6 separate regions of the Homo sapiens genome follow, and all the other regions are linked to region 1. A link is a contact called in ENCODE Hi-C or POLR2A ChIA-PET data. All regions are on one chromosome and are shown on one strand. Each heading gives the region's core, a stretch centred on a gene start or an enhancer-like site at or near the end of the contact. The rest is flanking DNA. Distances are from core to core; before and after follow the strand shown. Region 1 holds the start of ASB7 (ankyrin repeat and SOCS box containing 7). Region 2 overlaps IGF1R (insulin like growth factor 1 receptor). Region 3 overlaps IGF1R (insulin like growth factor 1 receptor). Region 4 holds the start of SYNM (synemin). Region 5 overlaps LOC105371019 (a long non-coding RNA gene). Region 6 holds the start of MEF2A (myocyte enhancer factor 2A).

Evidence for each region. Hi-C counts contacts between places; a loop is a spot of excess contacts on that map. ChIA-PET counts read pairs that join two places held with the same protein, here RNA polymerase II (POLR2A). Pooled maps may share reads with other maps.
Region 2: a loop to region 1 is called in a pooled map, with 10 times the contacts of the local background. The contact joins the enhancer-like site here to the promoter of ASB7 in region 1. A Hi-C loop is called at or near these places in 2 of 168 maps with a recorded cell type or tissue (B cell and CD4-positive, alpha-beta memory T cell), 1 of 37 single-sample maps with no recorded cell type and 14 of 50 pooled maps. POLR2A ChIA-PET finds 5 or more read pairs at or near these places in 1 of 52 experiments (MCF 10A).
Region 3: a loop to region 1 is called in a map with no recorded cell type, with 18 times the contacts of the local background. The contact joins the enhancer-like site here to the promoter of ASB7 in region 1. A Hi-C loop is called at or near these places in 1 of 37 single-sample maps with no recorded cell type and 2 of 50 pooled maps. POLR2A ChIA-PET finds 5 or more read pairs at or near these places in 1 of 52 experiments (activated CD4-positive, alpha-beta T cell).
Region 4: a loop to region 1 is called in a pooled map, with 15 times the contacts of the local background. The contact joins the promoter of SYNM here to the promoter of ASB7 in region 1. A Hi-C loop is called at or near these places in 2 of 37 single-sample maps with no recorded cell type and 7 of 50 pooled maps. POLR2A ChIA-PET finds 5 or more read pairs at or near these places in 2 of 52 experiments (A549 and common myeloid progenitor, CD34-positive).
Region 5: a loop to region 1 is called in a map with no recorded cell type, with 7 times the contacts of the local background. The contact joins the enhancer-like site here to the promoter of ASB7 in region 1. A Hi-C loop is called at or near these places in 1 of 168 maps with a recorded cell type or tissue (B cell), 4 of 37 single-sample maps with no recorded cell type and 3 of 50 pooled maps.
Region 6: a loop to region 1 is called in a map of CD4-positive, alpha-beta T cell, with 5 times the contacts of the local background. The contact joins the promoter of MEF2A here to the promoter of ASB7 in region 1. A Hi-C loop is called at or near these places in 3 of 168 maps with a recorded cell type or tissue (CD4-positive, alpha-beta T cell, CD4-positive, alpha-beta memory T cell and naive thymus-derived CD4-positive, alpha-beta T cell), 2 of 37 single-sample maps with no recorded cell type and 15 of 50 pooled maps. POLR2A ChIA-PET finds 5 or more read pairs at or near these places in 3 of 52 experiments (PC-9, activated CD4-positive, alpha-beta T cell and activated CD4-positive, alpha-beta memory T cell).

Annotation. Positions count from the first base shown.
Region 1 is chr15:100,601,123-100,605,620 of GRCh38, reverse strand. It overlaps ASB7 (ankyrin repeat and SOCS box containing 7), which reads right to left and starts at 3,032. Exons shown (of 6, transcript NM_198243.3): 1 at 2,575-3,032; 2 at 2,308-2,406. LINS1 (lines homolog 1) reads left to right here and starts at 3,437. Exons shown (of 7, transcript NM_001040616.3): 1 at 3,437-3,500. RefSeq lists silencers at 2,250-2,299, 2,750-3,009 and an enhancer at 3,180-3,519.
Region 2 is chr15:98,863,704-98,868,201 of GRCh38, reverse strand. The region is part of intron 2 of IGF1R (insulin like growth factor 1 receptor); the gene reads right to left. Among named protein-coding and RNA genes, the nearest start is that of MIR4714, 82 kb to the right of the region's middle. Within about 2 kb of position 2,066, at least 34 of the 41 ENCODE cell types and tissues checked have a DNase peak (open chromatin) inside an H3K27ac peak, as active enhancers do; they include B cell, where a contact is called at or near this core.
Region 3 is chr15:98,950,377-98,954,874 of GRCh38, reverse strand. The region is part of intron 20 of IGF1R (insulin like growth factor 1 receptor); the gene reads right to left. Among named protein-coding and RNA genes, the nearest start is that of PGPEP1L, 55 kb to the left of the region's middle. Within about 2 kb of position 2,319, at least 15 of the 41 ENCODE cell types and tissues checked have a DNase peak (open chromatin) inside an H3K27ac peak, as active enhancers do.
Region 4 is chr15:99,101,832-99,106,329 of GRCh38, reverse strand. It overlaps SYNM (synemin), which reads right to left and starts at 1,250. Exons shown (of 4, transcript NM_145728.3): 1 at 321-1,250. The coding sequence starts at 1,130. It overlaps SYNM-AS1 (SYNM antisense RNA 1), which reads left to right and starts at 453. Exons shown (of 3, transcript NR_187219.1): 1 at 453-642. RefSeq lists silencers at 141-310, 591-1,500.
Region 5 is chr15:99,502,565-99,507,062 of GRCh38, reverse strand. It overlaps LOC105371019 (a long non-coding RNA gene), which reads left to right. Exons shown (of 3, transcript XR_001751710.2): 2 at 3,538-3,646. Among named protein-coding and RNA genes, the nearest start is that of MEF2A, 61 kb to the left of the region's middle. RefSeq lists enhancers at 2,367-2,496, 4,147-4,396. Within about 2 kb of position 2,347, at least 5 of the 41 ENCODE cell types and tissues checked have a DNase peak (open chromatin) inside an H3K27ac peak, as active enhancers do; they include B cell, where a contact is called at or near this core.
Region 6 is chr15:99,564,139-99,568,636 of GRCh38, reverse strand. MEF2A (myocyte enhancer factor 2A) reads right to left here and starts at 2,653. Exons shown (of 12, transcript NM_001319206.4): 1 at 2,533-2,653. RefSeq lists silencers at 2,153-2,202, 3,043-3,482 and enhancers at 1,382-2,355, 2,356-3,331.

The DNA.
Region 1 (4,498 bases), core at 1,783-4,282:
ATGCCCATATAAATCATATCTGGCTTTAGACTTTTTAGGGATGGTGTGTATCTCTATGTCACCAAAGTTAAACGTGAACAAATTAAAGAGATACTGTATGTGTCATAGTATTAACTAATTGTAAATGACATCACTTTATGTGTAAAGAATGTAAGTACTGGCCACAGTATACTAAAGATGCATCATTGCATATCTTCAATTAAAATCAATTATTCTCCCTACGTGATTATAAATCTATATTTGGTGACGAAATAAATTGGATTTTTTTTAAGCCACATGATTGGCAATAGAATTAATACAAAGCTAACTGCCAGGTTAAAAAATGTAAGCTACCTAACTAGCCATGTTGGTAAATAAATACCCAAATTAAATATTCTAAATGCCTGGTATAATCTAGACCAAATACTCTCAGTCATTCTGATATTAGAAACATGACAGATGTTGACAATTTACACATATTCCCTAATCTTAGAAAAACTATTAAAAAATGAGATGATCCATGAAATACGATTTAAGCAATGAGAATGAACTGGCTGAGAGCCAGAGTAAAGACTTATCCTCTCTTACCTTATGTGCTGGACTAGCCACAGACTCCTTCCCTTTACCATCTCAGGTGAAACTACTCTTTAGAAATGAAAGCGTCCTAGAGTTACATGTAAAGCTGAAAAAATATTTAACTGAGAGGCTTGAATACAAAACACAGTACTTCATTTTGATCTTTAGAACATACTTCAAATATTTTAGCATTTTTTAAAAGTTCTGAAGTAATCATTAGGCCATCTCCCTGACAACTTCCATACTTACATAATAAAAATTAGCCTTTAAAGATTTCCGGGTAGCTTTTACTGAAATGATGTAGTCTAGTACTCCTGATTCCCTACATATACATACAAAAGCTGCCCTAAGTTTTCAACAGGGAACAGTCATTGGTAGATACTGATTCTAAATCCTATTCCCTAGAATCTCTTCTTTTGGCATGCAGTTCCATGTCTCAAGAATATGCATACCTCAGATCCCCTTAAAAGCTATGTCTTTATCTCTTTAGCTATGTCTTAAGAATTAACAGAATCAGTAAAGATACTAATTTCTTTTTGTGGAGGGCAGAAAGTCCAGTGGAACATAGGAAATCAAAAATATTAACTTCTGCTATTTTAAGCACTTCCTTGTAACAAAAATTCCCTAAACAATTTGGGATATTAAAATAACTCAGATTAACAAGTCACTTTATACTTTTGCTACTGGATGTTAAAAAAGTCATCCATTTGGCTAATTTTGGAATTAAACCTTGTATAATTTCCATGCTTATATCCCCCCTTTAGGAATTACACTAATGTCCTAAGTTTACTTTCAGAGCATTTTCAGAAGCAGCAACAAAATATGGCAGCAGAAATGTGATCACATGAATTAGATGCTTAAATTTCAATCCAGCAAACTCTACGTAAAAGTTTTAAAATGAGAAATCTTTTTTATAGAGTGCTAAAATTAAGACCCAGATATGTAAACACACCAAAAGGTTCCTTTGTTTTTAAATTCCTGAGTCAAACGATTAATAAGATATTGTGCAAATTTTTAAAAGTTCTCCTAGAAAATCTGAGGTGTAAGAAACATTGTATCTTTATAAGTTTCAAAGCCCATCCACATTTGTCACACACAAACACACAGAAAGCCCAAAGAGTTAATTATGCCTAAGTGCTTCAGGGTAATAATGTTGTCTTCATACCATTCACACTCTTAAGGTACACAGGTTGGCTTTCTAGTAGGAAATAAAATCAAACTATTTTCTGAAACTCATAAATCTCAGGCCAATAATTTACCTTTCTCTACCAAATCGTTGTCAGTTAGATAACTCAAAAGATTTTTCTGATGCAGGTAGAAGAAAGGTGATAGGAAAGAGTAAGGGGGAAAACAGTAAATTGTGGTTTAATTAAAAAGGAAAGTCATTCAGAATTAACAAGCAATTAACAAGGAATTGAGGAATTCCTATGAGAGTAAGGAAGGGAGGGTAGCTACAAAAAGGTCTCAAAGCCTCAGAGCAGAGTAAATGGCACAGTGTACCAAAAGATAATGAAAAACACAGAAACACACTGTACAGAAAGAAAGTGGGAAAATACTGTCCTGGGTAGAGAAGTTATAAAATGTTAAGTATCAGGCACGGGTAATGTTTTTGTTTTTCCTGGGAAACTGGGGGTGGGGGTGGGGGGGGTAGGAAAGGTTGCATTCCCAGGCAACCACCCTGAAAATAAACCACTGCTTAATGAGGTAGGGGCCAGGAATAAACAACGGGGGAGGGGAGGGCTGGCTCATTACCTTTACAGACGATGCTGGTCAGAGGCACTGTGCCTTCTGCTTCTCTGATAGGTGGGCAGACCTCTTCCTGCTTTCGCGTCTTCTTCAGCCAGCTCAAACCTAGAAAAACAGAAACCAGTGAGTGGTGTAGTGTCTCAGAGGTGGGGAGGGGGGAGCTCAGGAAAGGGGCTGGAGAGTGGCAAGGGCAGGCAAGAAAAAGCAGAGATTTTCCTCCCTCCTACCCTCCCAGCCAGCACTCTTCCCCTCGGGGGAAGTAAAGGACTTTACCTGTCTCCTCAGCTGCTGCTTCTCTTCCTCCTTTCAGCCTCCTCTACACTCACCAACTTCTCCATTGAAGAAATACCCCAGGCAGGGCCGGACCCTGGTGTTCCTGATCCTCCTCGGTGCCTCACGGCCCCAGCCCGGCGAACATCCGAACAGCCGAGAAGGCAGGAGGTGGCGATCCCGGCCGCCGGGCAGCCTTGGGGCAGAGGTGCAGGGAGGCAGGGAGGAAGTCCTGGCTCGGGTGGGGGGGCAGTCCCGGTCCAGGGCTCGGAGCAGGGGGCTGCCGCGCTCCGGGCCGGAGGCTTCCAGCTACGGAGGGACCCAGGAGGTCTCGGGACGGCGAGGTCCCAGGTCATACGGGGCCCGAAGTGCCAGCCGTGGGGTCTCCGGACAGGGGGCTTTCGGGATGCACTTTGCACTGGGCCACCCCCGCCCCCTCCCTTCAGCACTTTGGGGTCACTGGGATGGGACCAAGCCTTCAACAACCAATCAGCGCCCGCAGTGGAGCCTGAGCCTGGAGCCGTAAACCAGGTCCGGGATGGGTGGGGGTGGAGGGAGTAGGGACGACTTGGTTGGTTGGTTGCTTCCTTCTCTCCTCCTTACCCCCGGCAGCCCCCACCCTCTGCCTGCCGTAAAGTTGCCTTTGCATTCGCGACAGTTAAGGGAGGCGTGCCGAACGGGGCAGAGATTCGTCTCCGATTGGTCTCACTCACTTCCCCTTACAGCTTCCCCGTGGTGGCTTCCGAGGCTCCGCCCCTGGCGGAGGGACTCAAAGCCGTTGCTAAGAGACACTATTCGCCGAAGGCGGTCTCTGCGCATGCGGGAGGAGGTGCCAGCTTGTACTTTCTGTGAACTACGGTGGCCCAGAGCGGGCATTTGTGTTCCCTCAAATGGCGGTGTGAAGAGAGTTCGCCTGAGCCAGATCCCAGGCAGGTAACCGGGACCGGCCGCCGTGCTGGCAGCAGGGGAGGCACGAGTGCGGCCAAATGAGAGCCTGGTTCAGGGCTTAAGGTTGGGAGGGCGGCAGGCTCCAGGAAGCGAGTAGAGGGGTGCCTTGTTTCTCCGCCCCTGTTCAGCGCTTGTCAGACGCAAGTGCCCGGTCTTGGCGCGGCTGTCGGTCCTTGAGACCCCGTTAGCTTCCAGGCTGGCAATGCCTCGCCTGAAGTGGGAGAACGGACTCTCTTTGGGATAGCGATGACGATCCAAGGACCTTCCTGAAAGGATAGCAACGTTGGCGGGTTCCTGTGAATGAATGGAGAGGGGTCGTGGGGAAAACGCGAGATAGACTGATCAAGACACGTTTGTTAAGCACTTTATTCATTAGCAAGTGTTTACTGGCCACTGTTCTAGTCCCTGGGGAGACAACAGTGAACAAGATAGTGATTTCGGGGAAACAAACACAAAATTATCAGATAGGGATGGGTTATATGAGGAAAATCAAGCAGAATGGTGGAATCGATTTTGACCAGGACGTGATGGGCTGTATTAGATAGGTAGTGCTATGGTGTGAATATCTGTCCCCTTCAAAACTCATGTTGAAATTTAATCCCCAATGTGGCAGTACTGAGAGGTAGAGTCTTTAAGAGGTGGTTGGACCGTGAGGGTTCTGTCTTCACGAGTGGATTGATCTATTCATGGATTAATGGGTTATCACGGAGGTAGAACTGGTGGCTTTTTAAGGAGAGACTTGACAACTCGTGAGCCTGCTCAGCCCCCTGGCCACGTGATACTTTGCGGTGCTGTCTCGTGGTCCGTCAGTCTTAGACTTCCCAGCCTCCAAAACTAGACAATAAATTACTTTTCTTTATAAATTACCGAGTTTTAGGAATTATTTTATAAGCAACAGGAAACGGACTAAGACAGATAGGAAAGGTCTCTGAGGAAGTGACATTTGAGCAGGGATCTGAATGACAAAGAGCCAGCCATG
Region 2 (4,498 bases), core at 817-3,316, 1.7 Mb after region 1:
ATTTTTTTTTGGAGACAGAGTTTCACTCATTCTTTTGCCCCAGCTGGAGTGCAGTGGTGAAATCTCAACTCACTGCAACCCCCAACTCCCGGGTTCAAACACTTCTCTGAGTAGCTGGGATTACAGGCATGCACCACCACAACCATCTAATTTTTGTATTTTTAGCAGAGACGGGGTTTCGTCACGTTGGCCAGGCTAGTCTCGAACTCCCGACCTCAAGCGATCTGCCCGCCCTGGCCTCCCAAAGTGCTGACATTGGAGACACGAGCCACTGCGCCTGGCCTGGATTTGGCTATTTTAAAAAGTGGAAACTTTACTGCTATGCTTAACCTAACTTCAAAATATTTCTCAATTATTCCTACTTTAAAAATACTACAATTCACACAGTTGATAAAGCACAGAATTAGCACCACATCAAACATAGTGTTTAATCACAATGGCTTTAAAAATATATAAAGTCAAAAAGCTTTTAAGTTCTTATTAAATATTTGTTCATTTAACACTTGGTCTACCCGTTTGTAAGGCATGTCAGGCAATTGTGAGGGCTAAGAGACATACACAAGGCACACAGTCAGATGCAGGTGATGAGATGTACACACAGATAATAATTAGAGGTAAGGATTCACGTCATAAAAGATACCTAACGGGAGGACAAGAACACTTCCAGCCAAGAGGCCCACACGATGGCAAGGCATATGCAAGGCAGGAGTGTGCAAGCAGTGACTTTAGACCTAGGCAAAGGAGCCGTGGGGACTCAAGACTGGCAAGTGGTAGGGGTGGGGCTTCTCGAATTTATGTATTTCAACAGAAAATTATAAATCACTACTCATATTAATATATAACTTAAAATTCTTAAAAATTAGCTCAGTGCTTTTTGCCTTTAAGAAATATTTTAATTAAACAAACCCAATTTGTTTTAAAACTTCACAGAACGAGGTTCAGAAAGTGGCTTTTGTTGCTGCGCAAAGTTGATGCCTACGGATCATCTATTCCTAAAGTTGTTTAGAATGGGTTATTTCTCTCTCTCTCTCTCTCTCTCTCTCTCTCCCCCTTTCTCTCCTGGCACAAGGAAGTTTTACACCATCTACAATCCCTCCGTTAGATTAAAAAAAAATAAACCTCCATTGTGAGAGGCGCCATTGGTGTCTGCCTCCTTGTCTTCCAGTCACAAATGGAGAGGCGGGCTGAAGAACAGCTTCACTGCTCAGGATGTCATGAATTTAAAAAAGTGTAGCAATGGTGCTTGGCCAGACAGAGTGGAAAACAAAGCCTCAGTCATTTGTTTAAACAAATTCACAAAAACAAAAACACTTCCTCCACGTACCCGTACCCAGTGAATTCTAAAAAGGATCACACATTTAGTATGACTTTTAAAACTTTCACTTTCACACATTAAAAACAACATGATGGGAGCAAACAAGCGGACATCACCCCTCACTCGTGCTTATCTATTTCTGGTTTCATTAAGCTGCCGAAACGACCGCCAGCGCTTCCTCTCATCCCAACAGGAAAATTTCATGGCTCCTGAAGGTCTGAGTCAGACTGGAAAGCTCATGAATATTCTGAGTTTCTGGAGCTGATGCAAGGACGTCACTATAATTGATGACCAGGCAGAGCTATCTACTACACGTTTGAACCACTCCTCTGAAATAATTTATCAGAAGTTAGATTTTCGTTTCTAAAGCTATTAATAACAAGAGTCTGTTTCTGATTTTTAAGATGAAGTTCAATCTTTCAAGCCATTCTGCTTTTCAATAAATTCCCTCTATTTGCAGAGGCCCGCATTAATATACTCCTTGCTTTACTGCATTTTAATAAAGGTGATGAGAAAATAAACCGAAGAGAACCTGAAGCTTCCCACATGCAATGGGAAGAAAGCAGCGTGCTGCAGATTTAAATCAGGATCTGCATTTACTGGGTACACGGAAGTGAAGAGAGTACGTGCATCTGTGTGGTGGCGGCGGGGGACAGAGACAGAGGCGTCTTCCTGTGGACGGCAGGAGCGTCCTGGGCTGTTCCGCTGAGATTTGGGCTCTGAGTCATGGGGTGCTCGCGTGGAACAGTAAGACCGAGTTCAACTGAGAACGCCCGCACGTATCCTATGTTAATTTTTCTTTTGCAAACACATTTGCATCTTTTACTTTCATTTTAAACTGCGCCCCGTGCATATGTGCACTACCAACCCATCCGGGTGACGGGCAAGTTGTATCTACTCTGGGAGCCTCCTCCTGCCTGCGAGGCAAGTGGCGACCCCAGAGCGGGAGGTGGGAGCCCCCTTTTCTTACGGTTCTCGGACCGCAGATTTTCCATCAACACTCAATTAGGTTTAAAGATACACTAGGGTGTGTACTGAGATAGTTCAAAATGATTTCCTTCCAACATAAAATGGATCGTGAACCACGGGAATCCTGAGCCCTCCACTTCCCAGCGAGGCAGCATGACTGGTGCTGTGAGACGGATCCACCAGTGATCGAAACCGCGTTCTGCTAGGGAAATTGAGGTTTGGACCACGTGGTCAAGGACAAATGAAAAACCTTTTACGCATTTCCAAATATCAAAATTAAAGAATTAAAAGAGAAAAAAACCCCAAGGAGTTCATATCTTCCCAAACCACAAAGCCACGCCCGGGCCCCACTCCCTTTTCTATCCACTTTAGCACATGCCGAAGCCCAGCGTGGCCTGGGACCACGTGAGGGACGGTGGGCGTGGCCGGGGCGCAGTCACGTGGCCGCTATGCACGCCGAGCCCCACCTCCAGCCAGCCCCTCCTTGGCGGCTGCAGGAGCCCAGCCAGCGATCCAGGCGGCGTTTCCAAACCCAGATCCACGCCTGTACCTGCAATGACTTACAGGATATTTTAGGAATTAGTCCAACATATCCTTTGGGATATCCTTTGGGGTCTGTAAGTAATACTCAAATAGATTTTACCTATCTCGCTGTATTCTGCAGCCAACTTTAAAACATTCATCTGGAAACTGCAAACACAAAATAACCCTTAGTGCATGATATTGTGAATTCTGTGCCCGTCTCCCCTTCAAAAGCTATATAGTATATACTTAGTACACAAACTAACTCAGAATCATGTATCCTACTGTAAGGAGTCCTCTTTGGTCCAGCAAGCATGTGTGATCTGATACCTAGCCTACTGAGATGCCTACGATTCTTTTCTTCACATCTCCCAAATATAACAGCTACATTTCAGACTCCTAAAATTTAATTTGGAATGAGTTACAAATATCAGTGAGGAAAAACGAGGGCCACAGGAAGCTTAGTATAGCTTGCACGCTCTTGTGTGAGGGCCATAATAAAATTACAAACTGGGATGGATTGCATGATATTTAAAAAATTTAGCCATTCGGTTTCATCAAACAGAAGCATGAGATTTGATAAAATGTTACACTTGAGGAGTATAAATCTTTTTTATTTTAAAAATAATAGAAAAGACCACATAGAGTAAAATCAAAGAATACAACAGACAATTTTTTAAAACTTTCTTTTGGCTAAAGAGTTATTTTTAGGCTGAGCGCTGTGGCTCCCGCCTGTAATCACAGCCCTTTGGGAGGCCGACTGGAGAAGATAGCTTGAGGCCAGGAGTTCAAGAGGGACCTGGGCAACACAGACCCCATCTCTACGAAAAATTAAAAAATTAGCTGGGCATGGTGGCACACGCCTGTAGTGGCAGTTACTCAGGAGGCTGAGGTGGGAGCATTAACTTAAACCTGGGAGGTTGAGGCTCCTGCTCCAGTGAGCTATGAGAGCAACACTGCACTCCAGCCTGGGTGACAGGCCAAGATGTCTCAAACAACAAGTGATTTTAGTATTTCAGTGATGGAAAATTCTGAATAATGATTTCTTCATACCAATTAGATTTGGGACTGCTGAAATTTAATTAAATAGGGGGCCTCCTCCAACTTGTTTGCCATGTTGGTAATGTTTGCCTATTTATTTGAGACAGTGTCTTGCTCTGTTGTCCAGGCTGGAGAGCAGGGGCATGATCACACCTCACTGCAGCTTTGACCTCCTGAACTCAGGTGATCCTCCCACCTCAGCCTCCCAAGTAAGTGGGACCACAGGTGCATGCTACCATGACAGGCTAATTTTTTTTTTTGTAGTGATGTGGTTTCCCTATGTTGCCCAAGCTGGTCCCAAACTCCTGGCTCAAGCAATCCTCTTGCCTATGGCCTCCCAAAGTGCTGGGATAACAGGCATGAGGCACCACACCCAGCCACGTTTATTCTAAAAGAGGAAAGCAACACTTTGAACACTTCTTTTAATTACAGCTTTAAAAACTCAGAAATAAAATGTCACATGATAAATTAAATTCATGGTGTTGATGTAAACCTTCCCAACCCATCTCAAGCATCTGGGCTGTGCTTCAGAGTCAGTTCCCCAATAGCATTCTCTTGAGTATCAAAAACGAGAGATTTGCAGCCAGGACCAAAACTATGAGACTATTTTGGCAATTAACATCTCCTGTCATCTTCTTCACCTCCTTTGTA
Region 3 (4,498 bases), core at 1,070-3,569, 1.7 Mb after region 1:
TGGTTTGCATTGATAAAAGCTGGCAGCTTGATGACAAATAAGCCTGCCTTTCCAAACTCCCCATCACTTCCTAAGAAAAATGATTGGGGTTAAAAAAATTAAAATAGGCCATAACGACATGAAATGCCTGGGCTGTGAATTCCTCTCCAGCTGACTTACCCCTGGGCAGAAGCGTAACTGGGCCAAGAGCATGAGATGTGCTTGGCTCTGTGCCCTGTGGCCAGGGACCGAGGAGGTGCCACAGGAGAGCAGCGAGGCAGTGACATCAGCACAAACAAGCCATGTGACGCCTCTTTTAAACCATTCCAGAGTAACAACCCTTCCAGTGCTGCCCATGAAAGGAAGTCTTTTTTGCTCTGTGGGATTCAAGACCTTGTTTACTATTTCCACACACACAAAAAATCTCCATTAGACTCTAGAAGGATGTGTGAGCTGATAAAACTCATCTTTTAAAAAGCACAATTTTTTTTTTTTTTTTAACCACAGGTCAGTTCTGGGGAGGCTGGCGCCATCCTTCTCGAATGCTCTCCCCTTTGGGGGACACATACCCAGCCCTTCTCCTGGAACAGGGACAAGACTCAAATGGAATTCCTGCCCTGCTGGGAAGCAGCTTCCTGGGGGCCAGCTGTGACCCCCCCCGGAGGCTGGGTGACGGTCAGCAGGGTGAGCACACAGAGGTGCCTCCGTATTCTCACTTCACTCTTGGCCCTGATGTCCTGAACTGGACAGGCTGTGACCTGTGTGCGATGTCAGCAGGCCACGAGGCACCCGCACATTCCCACACGCTGCCGGGAATCAGCACGGCCCCAGCCCGGTGCCGACGCTCACCGGATTCCCAGAGGACCTGCGGGGCTGAATGTGTCTCTCCCTCCTGGCAGCCCTCAACAGTAAGGGTCGTCTTAGGAACCACGCCTCAGCCAGGAGCGGCTGTGGACATGGGGCCTGTGTGCCTCAGTGAGCTTACTGGGGCTAACTGAGCAGGAGCGCCCTTCCTGTCTGTCTGGGTCCCACTCAAGCACTCGATTCCCGCAGAACCAAACCAGGATTCCAGCGATGGGAAAAACTGTACTGGAAAACTACAAAAAACATCAGATTTCACTAAGTTTGTTTCAGACTCATCTATGAGTTGATAATGCTCCAGGCTAAAGTTCAGATTCCCTCCTGAATCCTGTAGACCAAAGACGTCTCTGGCAACAGTCTGGACACGTGGAGCTGTGGAAGTGTTAGCAGCAGAACAAATGGCTTCCTGGCCCAAGTCTTCCACGGCTGCGTTCACACCTCTGCCCTGGCCCTTATCCCGCAGCAGCCGGGACCTTTTACGTCACTACGTTTCCTGAAAGCCAGGGCCACTCCTGGCTCATCTGTGTGACCTCAGGGTCAGCACGCACCCAGAGGAGCTCAACAGTATCTGTGGCATAAATACCGAGATCTGGGCTGAAATAAGGCTGAGGACGGGCTTTGTCATCAATCTAAAGTACAGACCCAGCAGGGAACCACAACCCAAATCTGATGTTGTGATACCTGCTAAGTTAATTCACACTGAGTCATGGCGTTGAGACTCAGACCTCGACACCTTGTGGCTTGGGGACCACGGAGTCCTTCCTCTAAAGCCAGAACACTCGGTGACACTGAGGGGTGAGAATCTGGCTACTTCCTGATGGTGAGCTCCAGTCCACCTGCAGCCACCGAGCTCCTTCAGCCCCTAGTGTCACCAGATGGTGCCTGTTCAGATCTCAGAACCACACAACTCACACACTTTCTCACCTGGGACCCGGCAGAGGTTTCAAGGCAACTCCCAAGGGCTCAGGGACTCTCCTCTCCGGGATAAACGGAGGCCATTCTTTCATGTCTTGTAGCAACAGAACTCCCATGCTAGAACCCTCCTTTCTCAGGTAAGCTCATCAGTAAACTCAGAAGGACAACATGACACTCCCTATGAAACCAAGTTGCCTCCTTTCATTCTACTCTTTTCTTGGAAGGGAGAAAAATTTTCTCAGGAGAAAACATTTTCTTAGAAGGGAGAAAAATTCTCGATGGCAAAGCAGAAATGCCTCCTGAACTAAACATTGAATGTCAGAGTAACCGCTCTGAGTAAATTTCCTTGTCACTCTATGCTGAGAACAGGAAGTGCCCTGCGTTTCCCATGGCAGGGGCTGCGTCCCAGGCAGTTTACATTAATAGTAAAAGCCCAGTCACCTGGAGGTGGACCAAGTAAGAATCCCACAAGTCTCTTGTAGATAAACGTTTACCCGAGTCAAAGAGAAAGCACAGAACAATACCGCTCTCCCTCACCCACCCTAAACCACAGAAGCAGAACTCACACCTGCTTTCATGGGCTGTTTCTAAGCTTGCTAAAATACCACCAGTTCTAGTATTAGCCTAGATTCTAGCACTGTACCTTTATGCAGATTCAGTGGTCATCAGACCTCTTACTCCATGGCTTATATTCAGACTTGAAAGCATGATTTTTCTCATAATGGCTGGCAAGAAAACAGTGGCTGCGCTGCTCAAAGTGTGGAGCAGATGGTCACCTGTGAGGGGCAGTGTGTGTGTGTGTGTGTGTGTGTGTGTTGGTGGGGTACTGGGGGGTAGCCAGGCTCCCGGATCCCCAGTGGTCCTCTCCCCTGTGTCCTGGAGCTCACATCCCCACGTGATTGACTCTCACATGGTGTAACCTGAAGGAGAAGGTGAGAGCCTCAGTGTGACTTCTGAGGTTTGGTCAGAAAGGACGTCGTGCCTTCTGCTCAGGTCCTGGATCTTTTACTCTAGGGCACAGCAGGCAAACTATGTACCTGTGGGTAAAATCTGGCCTGCTGCCTAGTTTTCCAAGGTCTATGAGCTAAGAATGGTTTTCATGTAAATGGCTAAAAGAAATTCAAAATAAGAATATTTTGTGACAACACAGGGATGATGTGGAATTCAAATTCCAGTATTAAAAATAAAGCTGTATTGGAACACAGCCACGCTAGCTTATGTGACGCCCACAGCTGTGTTTGCTCCACAGTGGCAGAGTCCAGTAGTCACAGTCAAGGTCGTATGGGCCCACAGAGCCAAAAACATTTTTTTAGCCGGCCTTTTAGAGAAAGAGTGTGCCGAACTCTGCACTCAGAGAAGCCAGCTACACATCCTGAGACACTTGGGCAGTGCTACGGAGAGGCCCACGTAGAACAGGGCGATTCATGCAGGGCATACTACCTATGCAGCAACACCTTGGAAGTGGGTCTGCCTCCCCCAGGCAAGCCTTCAGATGACTGCAGCCCCGGCGGACAGCTGGGCTGCAACCGCGAGAAGGGCTCCAAGCCAGAGCCAGCCAGCTATGCCGCTCCTGCGTTCCTCGCCTTCAGAAACCTCTGAGAGATAATACATGTTTACTGTTGCTCTTAACTAGTAGGTTTTGGGTAGTTTGTTATACTGCGATAAAAAACTAACACAGAAGGGGAGAAGAAGAATTTCTATACTGGGCAAGAAAAGGTACTAAGTGGTCTTTCGAGTCTCTTCCAAGTTTGGATTGTGGAGTTCTGAAGAGGCCATGCTGGGAAGTTTCCTTGATGAGGGCTCCAGGAAACCCAGTGCCACTGCATCTGTAGGTGCCACCCTCAGAGAAGAGGAGCCTCCCATCACTGGCCCAGGCCCAGGGCACCAGCCGACTTTCTGGTTCTGGCCCTGCCTTGATGGGACAATGGGAGCCCCCACATGTGCTAGCTGTGCAAGGGTGATGCCTTCACTCTGGCTTTCCCTGGTATCCTTCCTGCGCCACCTTTCTGAATTCCACACGAAGTGTCCACTGCCTGGGATACACTTCAGCTGAACCTATGTTCGGAAGCAGCAGCTAATGAGCATGCCGCCCAGCCAACGTACTCCCAGAGCACAGGGGTGTGTATCCAGTCTTCCCCACCCCATGCCCTCCGCTGGCCGGCCATTTACAAGGAGCTTAGGGATTCAGTATTTGTAGCAACACTCAAAGTGCTTTGAAACAAAAATAGCACCTTGATTGTTTGATTAGGGACAATGATTTCTGAGACTATGGAATTCTAAGATGCCCCCCAAGATCGTTGCCCCTGGTGTAAATATCCCATATAATCCCCTCACTTGAGTACGGGTGGGACTTGTGAACATGAGAGGATACTTCACTCCTCTAATCAGGCTTCTCATCAATTGACTGTGAATCACTTAAAAGGGAGAGAGTATCCTGGGTAGATCTGACTTTATCAGGTAAAAAACCAGTAGAAGCAGTAGAGAGCTGTCCTCTTATCAGTCTTGAAGAAATAGGCTGCTGTTATGAGAGGGCCTATGGAGGCTGTATATGGCAAGGACTGTGAGTGGCCTTGGCCTCCAAGAGTTGAAAGCAGTCCCCAGCTGACAGGTGCCAAGAATATGGGGACCTCAGTCCTGCAAGTGCAGAACCCTGAAGGAGCCTGAAGATGTCCCTGAGCCTCAGGTGAGACTGCAGCCCCACTGACATCTTGATTTCTGCCTCCTGTGACTCTGAGCTGAGAGC
Region 4 (4,498 bases), core at 1-2,500, 1.5 Mb after region 1:
AAGGAAAACCTAGAGCTAACAGGGTGGCCTATCAGGATGCGCCCAGTCACGCTTGTCAAGAGTTAAAGCAGCTGCCACCTAACCCCATGACGAGGACGGGGCTATCCGCTAGGACCTGCCGCCCCGCGCTCGCCCGCTGAGTCGATGGACCAGCGGACCGAGTCCGGGTCCCCATGCCATTCGGGCACCCTCTGGGCGGGCCCTACCGGTCCGCGACGCCGCGCCCCTGGTGAAGGGGCCGCTGCCCCACGCCGTCAAGGGCAGGGTGCTGGGGCGACGGCAGCGGGTATGGGGTCAGCGCGCCATCCCCGCGCACGGACCTGCCGCTCCTCGGCCTGTATCCCGTACTCCTCGCGCATCCGCAGCAGCGCGTCCTCCAGCCGCGCGCGCAGCTGCTCCAACCCGAGCGCCTCGCGCCGCAGCGCCTCTGCCTCCTGCGCGCACAGCCGCGTCTCTTCCTCCGCCTGGAGTCTGCTCTCCTGGCCGCGCCGCAGCGCCTCCTCCAGCTCGCGCACCTCGTCCTCGTACAGCTGCACCGTCTCCCGCCACGACTCGGCCACCAGCAGTGCGTAGCTGTCGTGCACCTCCCGCAGGCGTGGCGGCGGCGCGGCGGGGCCGGTGGCGCGGGCGCGGAAATGCATGGTAAGGCTGGCGGCGCGCGCGCGCAGCTCCCTCACGTCGCGTTCGTGGGCCGCGTCGAGGCCTCGGCGCTCGGCCTGCAGCCGGCCCAGCAGCGCCTCGAGGGCGGCGCGCGCGCCCAGCGCCTCCTGCAGCTCGCGCTGCTGCGCACCCAGCTCGGCGTCCAGGCGGCCGCGGGCGGCGCGCTCCTCCGCATCCAGGCGCTGCAGCTCCCGCAGCTCGCGCCGCAGAGCGTCCCGCTCGCCCTCCGCCAGCGCAGTGGCCCAGCTCAGCTCGTCCAGCTGCTGCCGCAAGCTGCGCGCCTCCTCGGCGCAGCGGGCCTGCCCCTCGGCCCACAGGCCCTCTCGCCCGCGCCGGCCGCGCAGCTCCTCCTCCAGGAGTAGGTTTTCGCGCTCCAGCTCCCGCACCCGACACACGTAGTCATAGAGCCGGGCGTTGAGCTCCTGGAGCTCGGCCTTCTCGGGGCCCGTCTGCAGCCGCCAGGACAGCATCTTGCCGGGCGTGCGGGGTTCTCGCGGCTGGCCGGCTCCCTCCTGCCCTGGTCTTGTCCCGGTCTCGTCCTCTCCGCCGCGACGCTCCGGCCTCGCCGCTGCCCCGGAGGCCCGCAGACTGGGACGCGAGCGGGAGAGCCCAGGCACTTAGCGGACGGGGCGGGCAGACTGGGCGGGCGGCCTGGGCGAGGGCCGCGGCCTCCAGCCAATCAGAGCGCGGCCCGGCGCGGCCTCTGCGGCCGCACAGCGCCCCCTGCCGCACCTTGGCGGCCGCAGGTGGTCGGTGCGGGCAGTCGGGTAACAGCGGGCGGGGTGGCGGGCTAGCCAGGCCGGGCTCAGCGAAGGGACGCCGGAGAGGGCGTCCGGGAGCATACGAGTGTCCTGGCCTTGGTGGATGGAAATAGAAGCCTATTGAGTTGCTGTGGTGCTGGCGATTTTGGAGCGACTTCTTACCCGAGGCCCTGGAGATTGGTGGCTTTTCTATTTTTAAAAAAACGATATGGGCCGGGCGCGGTGGCTCAGGCCTATAATCCCAGCATTTTGGGAAGCCGAGGTGGGAGGCTCGCTTGAGCCCAGGAGTTCGAGACCAGCCTGAGCAACATAGAGAGACCCTGTCTCTACCAAAAAAAAAAAAAAAAAAAAAATATATATATATATATATATATATGGAGCCTGGCGTGGTGGTGTCACACGCGCTGCTTGGGAGGCTGAGGCGGGAGGATTACTCGAACCCAGGAGTTCAGGGCTGCAGTGAACCTGATTGTGGCACTGCGCTCCAGCCTGGGCAACAGAGAGAGGCCTCATCTCATATATATACATTACACATACATGTGCATTAATTTTTTTTTTTTTTTTTTTGAGACAGAGTGTCGCTCTTGTTGCCCAGGCTGGAGTGCAATGGCACGATCTCGGCTCACCACAGCCTCCGCCTCCCGGGTTCAAGCGATTCTCCTGCCTCAGCCTCCCGAGTAACCGGGATTACAGGCCAGCGCCACCACGCCTGGCTAATTTTTTTTTTTTTTTTTTTTTTTTTTTTTTGTATTTTTGGTAGAGACGGGGTTTCTCCATGTTGGTCAGGCTGGTCTCGAACTCACGACCTCAGGTGATCCGCCCACCTCGGCCTCCCAAAGTCCTGGGATTACTGGCGTGAGCTACCGTGCCCAGCCTAAATAATCTTTTTAACTTAAAACATAAATATATATCCATTTACCAGTATTTTAATGTGCAAAATACTTCTCTTGATGTCAGTTGACAGGAGTCCCAGTTGCCCTTCTTATACAAGCTACCCTCATAGTACATTACATTTTCCAAAACGAATTTCTTTCATTTGGAGTGAAAACTTAGAGACCATAAAGTGCTCCAAGTACAGAACTTTCTAGACATCTAACATCTCCCCGAACTTTTACAAATCTCACACACACACCCCTAATGTGACAGCTGTTTCTTTCCAGCATTTCCCTAAGAAAGTATTCAGTTTAATTGCCATGGAAACCACAGCTCTTTTTTGTACACTTGCATTTCATTAGTTTTCATGGCAGTTATTTATGAATGACAGTTCTCAGTATAAGTGTCATTAAGGCTCACAGGGACAAACCAGCTGACCCTTGGTTGGGGTGCCCTTGAACTTGTGGCAACACAAGTGCCCAGGGCGAGACCTGGACGGTCATCCACTGGCCAGAGGGCTCCTCATGGCAGGGCCAGCAGTTAGTGTATTTTACAGATGGCATGGAAAGGTGGACTACTCAGCAAGCTGGTCCAGGGCCTCTGACAAAGCTTCTAGTGCTCTCCTTGTCACAGCCATGAGCCTCCAATCACAAGCAAGGCAGAAAGTGGCCCTTCCTTTTTCTAGAGACCCTATGTTGGAGATCCCATTCTGTAGGTGGTAGAAATTAATATCTTTCAATGAATAATTCCCTGTCCTTTTCTGCTAAAACTAAGTGGGGGTGGAAAGTGGGTTTATTCAGTGCTTGGGTTCATTCACCTTGGTGTGGGACAGGGGGATTTGGACCCCCATCACCCCATCATTGTCCATCCTCCCATTCCCCCAGGTGCACACTGACACCTGGCCTTTGCTTGTCAAACACCAGAGCTGCTGTGGTGTCATCGCCCAAACCTATGTGGAGACCCTGCCGGTCCTGGGCCCCTCTGGGACATTGGGGTGCGGGGGGGCGGCTCTCACAGTTGCCTGGACTCCGCTGCAGCTGTTTGTTCTCAGCTCTTTGACTCCCCACGCTAACGGGTTCTGCTGTCCCACATCCCCTGGCTGGGCAGGGGGCAGCCCTGCAGGGTGGGAGAGCCTTCTCAGGGACCAGTGAGTCCCAGCAGGACACTTTGCAGTGACTCATTAGTCTTTCTTTGCCCAGTGCCCTTCAGGGTCTTGGACTTTGAAACTCAAAACCCTTTCCCCCATTTCTGCTGTAAATCCTGTCCCTGAGGAATTGACTGCTCCAGCATGCAGCTGCCCCGGTAGGGAAAGAGTTATAGGGGATCAGGAACTAGCAGGGCCGGGAGGTGGGAGGGGGGAAGTACCCCCAGCTACTCTTTCAGGATAATATCCTGCTGCTTCATACTGAATCCTCACAACACTGAAGCTCGGAGGGGTGAAGTGACTAGAAGTATTAGAGTTGTGACCACAAGAGCAGACTTGAGCAGGCAGGGTCTGGCCAGGAAGCAGAGGCAAACTCAGAGGGAAGGGAATGATTGATGGGATGGGGATGGATGGGATGAGGAAGCACCAGGGACCAGCAAGAGCAAGAAGCTAAGAAGCCGTTAGCGCCTTAGGGTGTTGGCTGAGCCTGGAGAAGCCCAGAGCGCTGGAAAAGAGGAGCAGAATGGATCCCAGGAGGGAGCAAGAGGAGGAAAACCCAGTTCTTCCTTCATCCAAGCCTCCCTTCTCTTGCCAATACTTCCCGCTGTGGAAGCCAGAAGTCACAGGAGCCTGGCAGTGGTGCACTGCGGTTGGCTCCCACAGGTTTGTGAGTGCCAACTGTTAAATTTTTAGAATTTTATGAACCACTTGTTAAACACAGCCATTATTAAAAATTAATTATAGAAGCTTACAACTAATTATACAAAAAGAGCAAACACATATTCAAAACGTATCACTTCCTCAGTATTTCACTGCATTTTCCTATGATCTGCTCTTGAAGTTATGAATGAGCAGTGTGCCTGCACCATAGAAATGCCATTTAATGTGTACTACCCTACTCCATATTCACTGACATCATGTTGGTAGCTTGAGTATTTACAACACAGAAATCAGCCAATGACTTGTTTTTGTGGATTTGATGTTTTGTTGATTGTCTAGCCTTTAAAAGCAGTGGAGAGTATGTTAATAGTGCAGATTAAATTTAGTGGTATGTTGTGTG
Region 5 (4,498 bases), core at 1,098-3,597, 1.1 Mb after region 1:
TTTGCCACATGTCATCTTTTTTTAATTATTAAGCTTTTATTTTTCAAAAAAATTTATTTGTAAAATGTATGGGGTATACATGTAATTTTGTTATAGGTTGATGCAAGAGTAATTGAGGTTTTCTCATTACTTTTAACCACAATTACTTTTGCACCAACCTAATACCTGGATAATTACAGAGTGGTAAACTCAGGGCTTTTGGAGTATCCATTGCCTGAATAACGTAGACTGTATCCATTAGGCAATTTCTCATTATCCACCCCCTTCACACCAAACCCCCTCTTCCAAATATTCATTGTCTATCATTCCATACCATACGTCTGTGTGTACACATGATTTAGCTCCTACTCATAAGTGAGAACATGTGGTGTTTGTCTTTCTTTATCTGAGTGTTTCATTTAAGACAGGCCTCCAGTTCCATTCATGTTATTTCAAAAGACATGATTTCCTTCTTTTTCATGGCTGAATAGTATTCCATTGTATATATATGCCACATTTTCGTTATCCAATCATCTGTTGATGGACACTTAGGTTGATTCTATACAGTGCTGCAATGAACATACAAATACAGGTAATTTTTTTTTTTTTTGAGATGAAGTCCCTCTCTGTTGCCCAGACTGGAGTGCAGTGGTGCAATCTCGGCTCACTGCAACCTCCACCTCCCAGGTGCAAGCAATTCTCCTGCCTCAGCCTCTCAAGTAGCTGGGATTACTGGCACCTACCACCATAGCCGGCTCATTTTTGTATTTTTAGTACAGATGAGGTTTCACCATGTTGGCCAGGCTGGCCTTGAACTCCTGACCTCAAGCAATCTGCCCGCCTAAGCCTCCCAAAGTGCTGGGATTACAGGCATGAGCTACCATGCCTGGCCACTTTTTGATATAATGATTTATTTTCCTTTGGATAGTGTTTGTATTAATTTACATTTCCACCAATGGTACATACACATTCCCTTTTTTCTGCGTCCTCACCAACATCTGTGTTTTTTTGTCTTTTTACAGCCATTCTGACTGGTGTAAGATGATATCTCCTGGTTTTAAGTTGCATATAATTTACTTTTTAATTTTTTTTAATTTTAAATTACTCTTCTTCATATTGACCTACCTTTTTTTTTTTTTTTTTTTTCCTTTTTGAGACAGGGTGTCCTCTGTCACCCAGGCTGGCGTGCAGTGACACAATCACAGTTCACTGCAGTTTCCACTTCCCAGACTCAGATGATTCTCCTGCCTCAGCTTCCCAAGTAGCTGGGAGGCATGCACTACCATGCACAGCTAATTTTTGTATTTTTTGTAAAGACAGGGTTTTGCCGTGTTGACCAGGCTGATCTCAAATTCCTGGGCTCAAGCAATTGCCTACTTCAGTCTCCCGAAGTGCTGGGATTACAGGCATGAGCCACTGTCCCTGGCTGACCTGCCTTTTAATGTAAACTTATGTGTATTGCCATGAAATCACAGTTTTGAGGAATGATTTTTGTTTTAATACATCTTAAAATGAACATGTAACCATTAACATGAGAACTATATGTTGATAATAACTGTATGTTCCAACGGTGGTGTGGCATCATGTTCTAAGAAACACTGGCTTCAGGGCTTCTGAAGGAAACCATAGCCTGGACTGCCCAGACCCTGTTTTTTGGACTCTTTAATATGAGCAGCACTGATGCTTCTGCAGGAGCACTGGGGATTCTGGAATGGAGTCAGGGTGATTTTTGGACAATGTATTGACTGCAGCAAAGAGCACCTTCCTGTGCCCAGCAGGCTGCGTGAAAGCAGACTGCTCCTACCCAGTGCCAGGGCACCTAAGAGGGTGACGAATGGCAGTGGGCTGTCCCTCCAAAGCCGTGTCCAAAATGCTTTTTATGCTTGGCCACAAATTTTGTAAAAACCTATGCAGCGACTAGAGAGTAGGAAAAAAAATACCCAAATTCCCTGCTGACTCTGAGGTGCTTGTTTACAAAGTGAAACGTCCCTGGTGAATTGTTTCATTTACAATTAAATCTAACAATAAGCTATTGTGGCTAAATTAATTTCAAGCTAATTTCACAGGAACCCCATGTCCTGTATCAATTCTAAACAAAAGAGTGTGGTGTCGGGCAATATGACTCATTCTGAAGCCAGGCCTCCAGGAGGAGCTCCAGGAGGTTGATGAATAAATGCTAGGTTAAGAGAGCAATGCTCAGGTACCCTGCAGGCCAGGCACACTGCTGTGACGGGTTCTGGAAGCCCCTGTAGGTTGTGCCAGTCACGTACCAGAGACTGGCTTTCTACTGAGAGCACCAACCCCTGAGCAGCCCTTGACTGAGGCAGAGTTTTCCACTAGAACCTGGCCCGCTCTGACCACAGCCTGGAGGAGCCCGGTCCTGGCCACGAGTGTTTCTGCGTAGGGTCTTTAGTCCTATGGACACCTTGATGGGCCAAACACCTTCACAAATAGCATCCCACTTCATCCTCGCCCTGAGAAGTCCGCATGGGTCTCTCCTTTTTATGATGCAATAAGTAAGCTCAGAACCACCCCGAGTAATCATCTCAAAGCCATGTAAGAAGGAACTTTCAGAGCTAGGGTTTCCACCCAGACCTAGTGAGCCTGGTCCTTCTGTCCCTTCAGAGAAACAGTGGCCATAAAGATCCCCTACTCCATCTAGTTGGTCCCCCCCATCTCCCCACAGTGAAGATCTCTGAAGTTTATCTGGAAGCTTTTTCCTTTGAGTTTCAGATTTGACTCTGGTTCCCAATTTGGCTGATGTCAGTTACTCACATTTGAATGTGAGTGATTTTGAGAACAGACTTTGGGCCTCTCTGCTCTATGGTGGTGGGGGTGAGGAGGCCAAGGAAACCTCATCTCAGCCTCAGAAAGGGGAAGCTGAGGATGCCAGTGAGAAGCTTGGCAGGATACCTTTATTTTTAGGGGCAATGGCCACAGAGTCTTTTTCCTCATGCTGCTTTGTCAAAAGAACAGATCCGTGCACATCCCACCTTCTCTGGAACTAAGGCTCCAATGATGCATGAGTCTTCATTTTCACAAGCAATAAGCACCTGCCTGTGGGTGTTTTCAATTATGTTAGAGAATAATTCTTTCCTGGTTGGGCAACTGGTTTGGATTATTAAGATGACCTTCGAAAGAATTCACAGAGCGGGTCCTTCATAGGGTTTCTGAAGTGATGCATTTTAATTGAGATTGTTTCTGCAAAGGAAAAGATTAGGTCAGTGATACCACTCTCATGTTTCCTGTTTGCTCCCTGCCACTGTGGTCTCCTGTCTTGGCCTTCCCAAACGGGACAGGTTGTGTCTGAAGGCAAGAAGAGAACCATCGGTTGGAAAATCTGGAGTCCTGGGGAAGGAAGGCTGTGAGACGGTTTGCCTGTGTCAGGGCTTGGGGAGCATGACATTTGTGTACCTGAGCAGGATGTCATTTCCCGCTGAATAACCCGGGCACCTACCCAGCCTTTATTTTGGCCCCGACTGTGTGTTAAATGCAACCAATATCTCCTCTGAAAGCTCCTAAGAACAATCTGAATTGATGGGGCTGTTTTGTTTCCAGCCAAAGGATGCTGGTGGCATCAGCGAGGAAGGCAAACCCCGTGACCGTAAGAGCTGAACAAGGAGGCGGGAGCCATCTCTGCTGGCCAGGGTGATCGGTGCATTCAGGGGTGAGGAATGACAAGAGCAGTGCCCTGAAATATTTGTTTCTCTTCTTGTCGTGTTTTTTCTTTGTTATCTGATGGCTTACATCTGACTTTCCCAACAGGCTGCAAAACAGTAATGATTGCTGCCTGGGGGAGGTGACCTTTAAGTGGAAATACTGTCCTTGTGGGCAAAAGGCCACAAACAAAAGGTCAACATGTGGACCAATGGGGAGCTGCCTTATTTGCCCACCTGGGGCCTTTACCCCGATTCGGCCTTGCCCTTCCCACCCCTCCTCCCCCCAAGCAGATGGATGGGAGGGGGGCTCCGACATCCACATCCAAGCGTTGAGTTCTTCCCTCTCCTCCTGGCCCTGACCGATTTTCCACAGAATCTGGTTTCATCCCAGTGTTGCACTCCTAGCAATGGGAGGGAGGGCTGGTGCCGCCCACAGTGAGTAGCTTTACTGTTGACGGCTCAAGTACTTCTAGCCACGGTGGGCTTTCCTTCAGCTCAGTCCCATCTTCAAGCTGGATAAACGCAGTCCTCAGGGGAGGGGCTCCCCTCCTTGGTGCCTCACCCCAGGCTCCTCCACAGTGGAGGGGCTTTCCTTGTGGTTCTCGGCCCTCTCATGAGTTCTCTCCCAGCTCCTTGGTCTTTGTCAGGCCTCTGCTCCTCTTCCTGGAGGCAGAATCTCTGTGTCCCTCAGCCTCTCCATGCTGCTTGGTTTGTGTCCTTGGGTGGAGCACCTTGGAGGCTCTCAGAGAACCTTCTCAGGCCAGCCCCAGTGTGTTTCTTGTGTGAAAGGAGGCCCTTGTTATGAGCTTTGGTTTCCCAGCACCTGAAGCATGATCTTGATATTTATGTGGAGAATTGCG
Region 6 (4,498 bases), core at 1,404-3,903, 1.0 Mb after region 1:
TCCTAAATCAGAACACAAATCTACTGAAAAGATTTAGCTAGACTATTTCAAACTCCAAAATCATATTCTAATAAACATTTCCATAATTTCTTAACCACCCTCAGAATATAATTCAATATTCCTCTTTTTGGTAGCCAATTAATGGATGACACTGCTATTGCTGGAATATTAATAAAATTAATATTAACCCACAATGCATGATGGAAAAGGCAAATTGTAACGAAATTGCTTTGAAAAACATAACATCACCATTTGAAACAACTCAACCTTTTTAAGAGATTATTTCCAACTGCATTTACAAAAAAAAATCCTTGTCACACATACCCATATGAAAACAAACTCTAAGAATACAGAAGGAAATTATTCTCAAACCATAATTCAACATGGTGACATTACAATTATTTCTGGGTGTCAATAAGCTATTTTCCTTCCACTGAACACCCCCCAGAATTTAATTTTTTAAAAAACTTTTGAAGGCAAGTAAAGTGTAATTTTAACACTTTTGTTCTAATATGAAATCAAACCACAATTTTATATATAACCATAGTGTGAATTAAAGGAAATAGGTAAGCAAATAATTGCGTTTAGAGAGGTCACCATTACTTCACAGTCACTGTTTTCACTAAGTAGCTACTGGAACCACACTCTTCAACAAAACTGTTAATCTAGAGTCTACAAACATTCAAATCACCAGTTTTAGCTCTTCAGAGTACTTTTGATTATTGTAACACCATTATCACAACTTTTTGCAACAATGCTCACTGAGAATTAAAATAAAGGTGATTCTATTGTCAATGTGTCACCATATATAACAAATACTGATCTTAATGTTTTATGATATACAGGTGTGTGTTTATGACATTTAATATAAACTAATCTAAATCAGCATCTGCTTTAGTGAAAACTCTTGATTCCCTAAAACAAAAGTTGTAATTTACAGAAAAAGAAATGGAGACTGAGCTCTCCAAAAATACACACACACACACACACACACACACACACACACACAGTACATACAAAAGCCATAAAGGCACAATGCAGTCATTTTTATCCTCACTTCCTAAATTCATATTAAAAGAAATGTCATTTTTGTATGTTTAAAAAAGAACTATTTTGTTTACCTTTTCCACAGACTGTTCAAGAACTGCCAAGGTAACACAGATTCTAAAACTGACAACTAGAGTACTTAGCAGTTGCCAAAACAACACAGCTGGATTCTTAAAGGGAAAGTACTCTTGGGTAATGTACACCTAATTACAGCTTTAGAGAACCTCCTCTTCATATAGTAATAGATGATACAAGACACATGGGAAACATACTGTGCTAAAAACCCGAAAAAATGTTAAGACAATGTTTGTTTAAAAATACATATGCTATTGTTAACACATCACAGCAGGCCTTTCTAATAGGGCATTTATTGGAATCCCAATCTCACTGTAAACTAAAACGCAGGTTAACACTATGTTATATTCAAGCTACACACGGTTCCCTGCTGGACCATAACAGGAGGCTCGCTTCACAGCTCCGGAATCTATTTCGGATGTGAGCAACAATTCTATAGTTACACTTTTAAAGAAAAACTGTTTTCTTATTCAGGATTGCTCACCTTTTCCAAACTTGTTTGCACTATCTCACTTACTTTAACCCTCACAGCTCAAAGGCATGAAATCGAGCCAAAAAGCAAAGTTTCTAACACAAAAAATATTTTCTGCGAGCTGGGATCTAGCCGGATGGCAGGGGTTCAGCCAGCGGTTCCCTGTGCAGCCCCTCTGTCCCCGCGACGTCTCCCCGCACGATCGGGCGTCCGCAACCGCAGGTGTCCGCCCCAAACACCGACCCCGCCACTGACATCTACACACTCACAGAATTCGTACCTAAGCGTTCCACCCCGTTAGACCAATCTTCTCCCAAAGCAGAAGTGGGGGAACTTCTTCAAGTCCAACAGGGCAGAAGGCCCCCCGCACTTGGGGCTAATCCCTTCGGGGAGACCCCCGGGCTTGGAGGGAAAAGGGGAAGGAAAGGGCCCTCAGAGCGCACCTTCTCCGGGGTCTCCCGAGAACTCCTTCAACTTTCAAGGAGGCGACGTCCACCACCGCCCCCCGGCCCCAAGGGGTGCGCGCCCGGGGAGGCTGCTCGCCACCAGCCCGCGCGACTGAGCTCCCCTCGGCCCGCCCAGCCGAGCCCCATCCAGCCCCACCGGCCCGCCCTCAGGGCACCCCGCCCCCACCTCCCCGGGCGCCTAGCTCCTCAGCGCCGACCCCGACCCGACCACCCCTCGCCGCCTCCCAGCACCCTACCCGCCTCCCAGCACCCTACCCGCCCCGCCAATGCGCGAACGCGACCCTGGCCCCCTCCAAGCCGGACACGGCCTCGTCCAGGGGTCCCCGGAGCCCCCCGGGCGACCCTCTCGGCCGCGCCGTCCCCCGCCCCAGCACCTCCACCCCAACCCCTACTCGGTCCCCTAAGCGAGACGCCGCCCCCCTCCAGCACTACCGGCGTCGCGGACTGAGCCCCGCTGCCCGCGGCCCTCACCGTATCTCCGGAGCAGCTGGCGGGCGCGCACACGCCGCAGCCCGGGCCCGCCACCAGCGCTTCGCGCCGCCCGGAGCCGCCTCTTTCAGCCCGGGACTCGCCGGGACATCCGCGCACGGATCCCCACACCGGGGCTATTTTTAGGAGACAAGCCTCGGCCAGACCGGAACTCGTTCTGTGCTGCGCGTGCGCACTACCTCCGCCGCCTCGGTGTCCCTCCGCAGCCCTGCCTCCCCTCCCTCCTGGGTTCCCTTCCTCGCTTCTCCCCATCAGTTTCTTTTCAGGACTGAATTATCCTCTCGGTGGGTTCTAGAGTAATTGGAATGGGAAAGACAAGGGTAGGGCAAAGAGAGTCACGGTGCTTGGAAGCGGGCGCTATTCCACAAGGACGTGGGGGCGGACTATGTTTTTCCGGGTGGGTGAGGAGACGATCACCTGGCACAGGAAGAAGATGACGGCGGCTTGGCGCCGGGGCCGCGGGTTGGAGCTCGCTTTCCTCTGAAGGACCGTGTTCCCCTGGAAGGGATACTGGTCACTTGATGAGGGCCCGGGCGCCTCCCAGGGCGGGGCGGCCCGGCGGCGTCGCGCCCTGCCGCCCCCGCTCCGCCGCTCAGCCGCCGCCACCTCCCTGACCAGCCCCCGGGAGCCCAGGCCGGGAGCGGCCCGGTGACGCGGCGCGTGGCAAATCGCCGCGCGTGGCCTCCAGGGCAGCCAACCCGGGCGGTGGGGCGGCGCGGCGCGACGGGACTGGGCGGGGCTCCCGGGGCGGGGGCGGGGCGCGAGGCCGGCTGCCGCCCGGAGTCCGGGGCCGGGCGGGTCCTTCGGGACGCCCGGGTCAGCCTCCTCCCTCCCTCCCTCGAGGCGCCCTTGGCCTCCCCGGGTGTCGGCTCGCCACGCCCGCATTGTGGCCAGGGCCGCACCTGTGCTCGCCCCGGGGCACGGGCAGGTCACCCTCAGGAGCAAGCACAAGGGGACTCTGGGACCCGGGCCCGGAGAGAAAGGGACTTGAAGGGGTCTCGAGGGCGAGAAGGCCCTTTCGGACTGGACAGCCGAGCTCCCCAGGTCCCAGGACAGTAGCAACCTCCTTATCGTGACTTAATAGTTTCTAGGATGCCTGGGGCGGTGAACTATGTGATGGACATTTTGCATATGACAGCTTATGTAATACTTACAAGGCCCCATGAAGCAGATTCAGTTTCTATTCCCATTTTACAGATGAGGAAAGGGAAGCTGAGCGCTAAAGTGACCTGTCAGGGTCACAGCTTCAGAGTAGGGCCCTGAGGACTTGAACTCCTGACCACTCTGCATGTTGCCTTTTCTGAGATAGGTGCAAAGGGGATAGGCTTGGGACAGCTGTTGTGTTTTCTGGGGCTACTGATTATGTTTATCGAGGTCTTTAGGAGATGAGCCATTGTTGGCCCTCTCATCCTGAAAGCCGCTCACCTCTGAAGAGTTTTTCGGGGCCACAGTGCCTGCATGTGCCCCCAGAGGTGCCTGTGTAATGGACACGAAGCCAAATGGTTGTTTGCATTTGAAGATGAGAAATTCAATCCCGCAGCACTTAAAACAAAGTGGTTGGGGTGGGTGAGCAGATGAGCAGAGGCTGTGAGTGGAGGAACTGGGAAGTTACAAAGGAAGCCAGAGACTGGCTGGCTTCCTCCCTCAAGGACAACGGGGCAATGTGCTGGGGAGAGCCCAAAACAAAGGCGGCACATAGACAGCAGACGCCAGAAAATAAACCTGGAGCTCTGCTCAGAGCTCCACAACACCAGTGTTCAGGGGAGCCAGCAAAAGGAACTGCAGGGAGGTTTTTAAAACATGTCAAAATGTGGTGTAAATCAGCAAGTCATGTGGAAATGCATGCTTTTTAACCTGCCAGAAGCTGCAGAGCCGGCTGGATTTGGCTCTTCTGCTCCAAGAGGACGAGAAGAGTTTAATACTTATCCTTTAAAACTTAGGGTCTGGA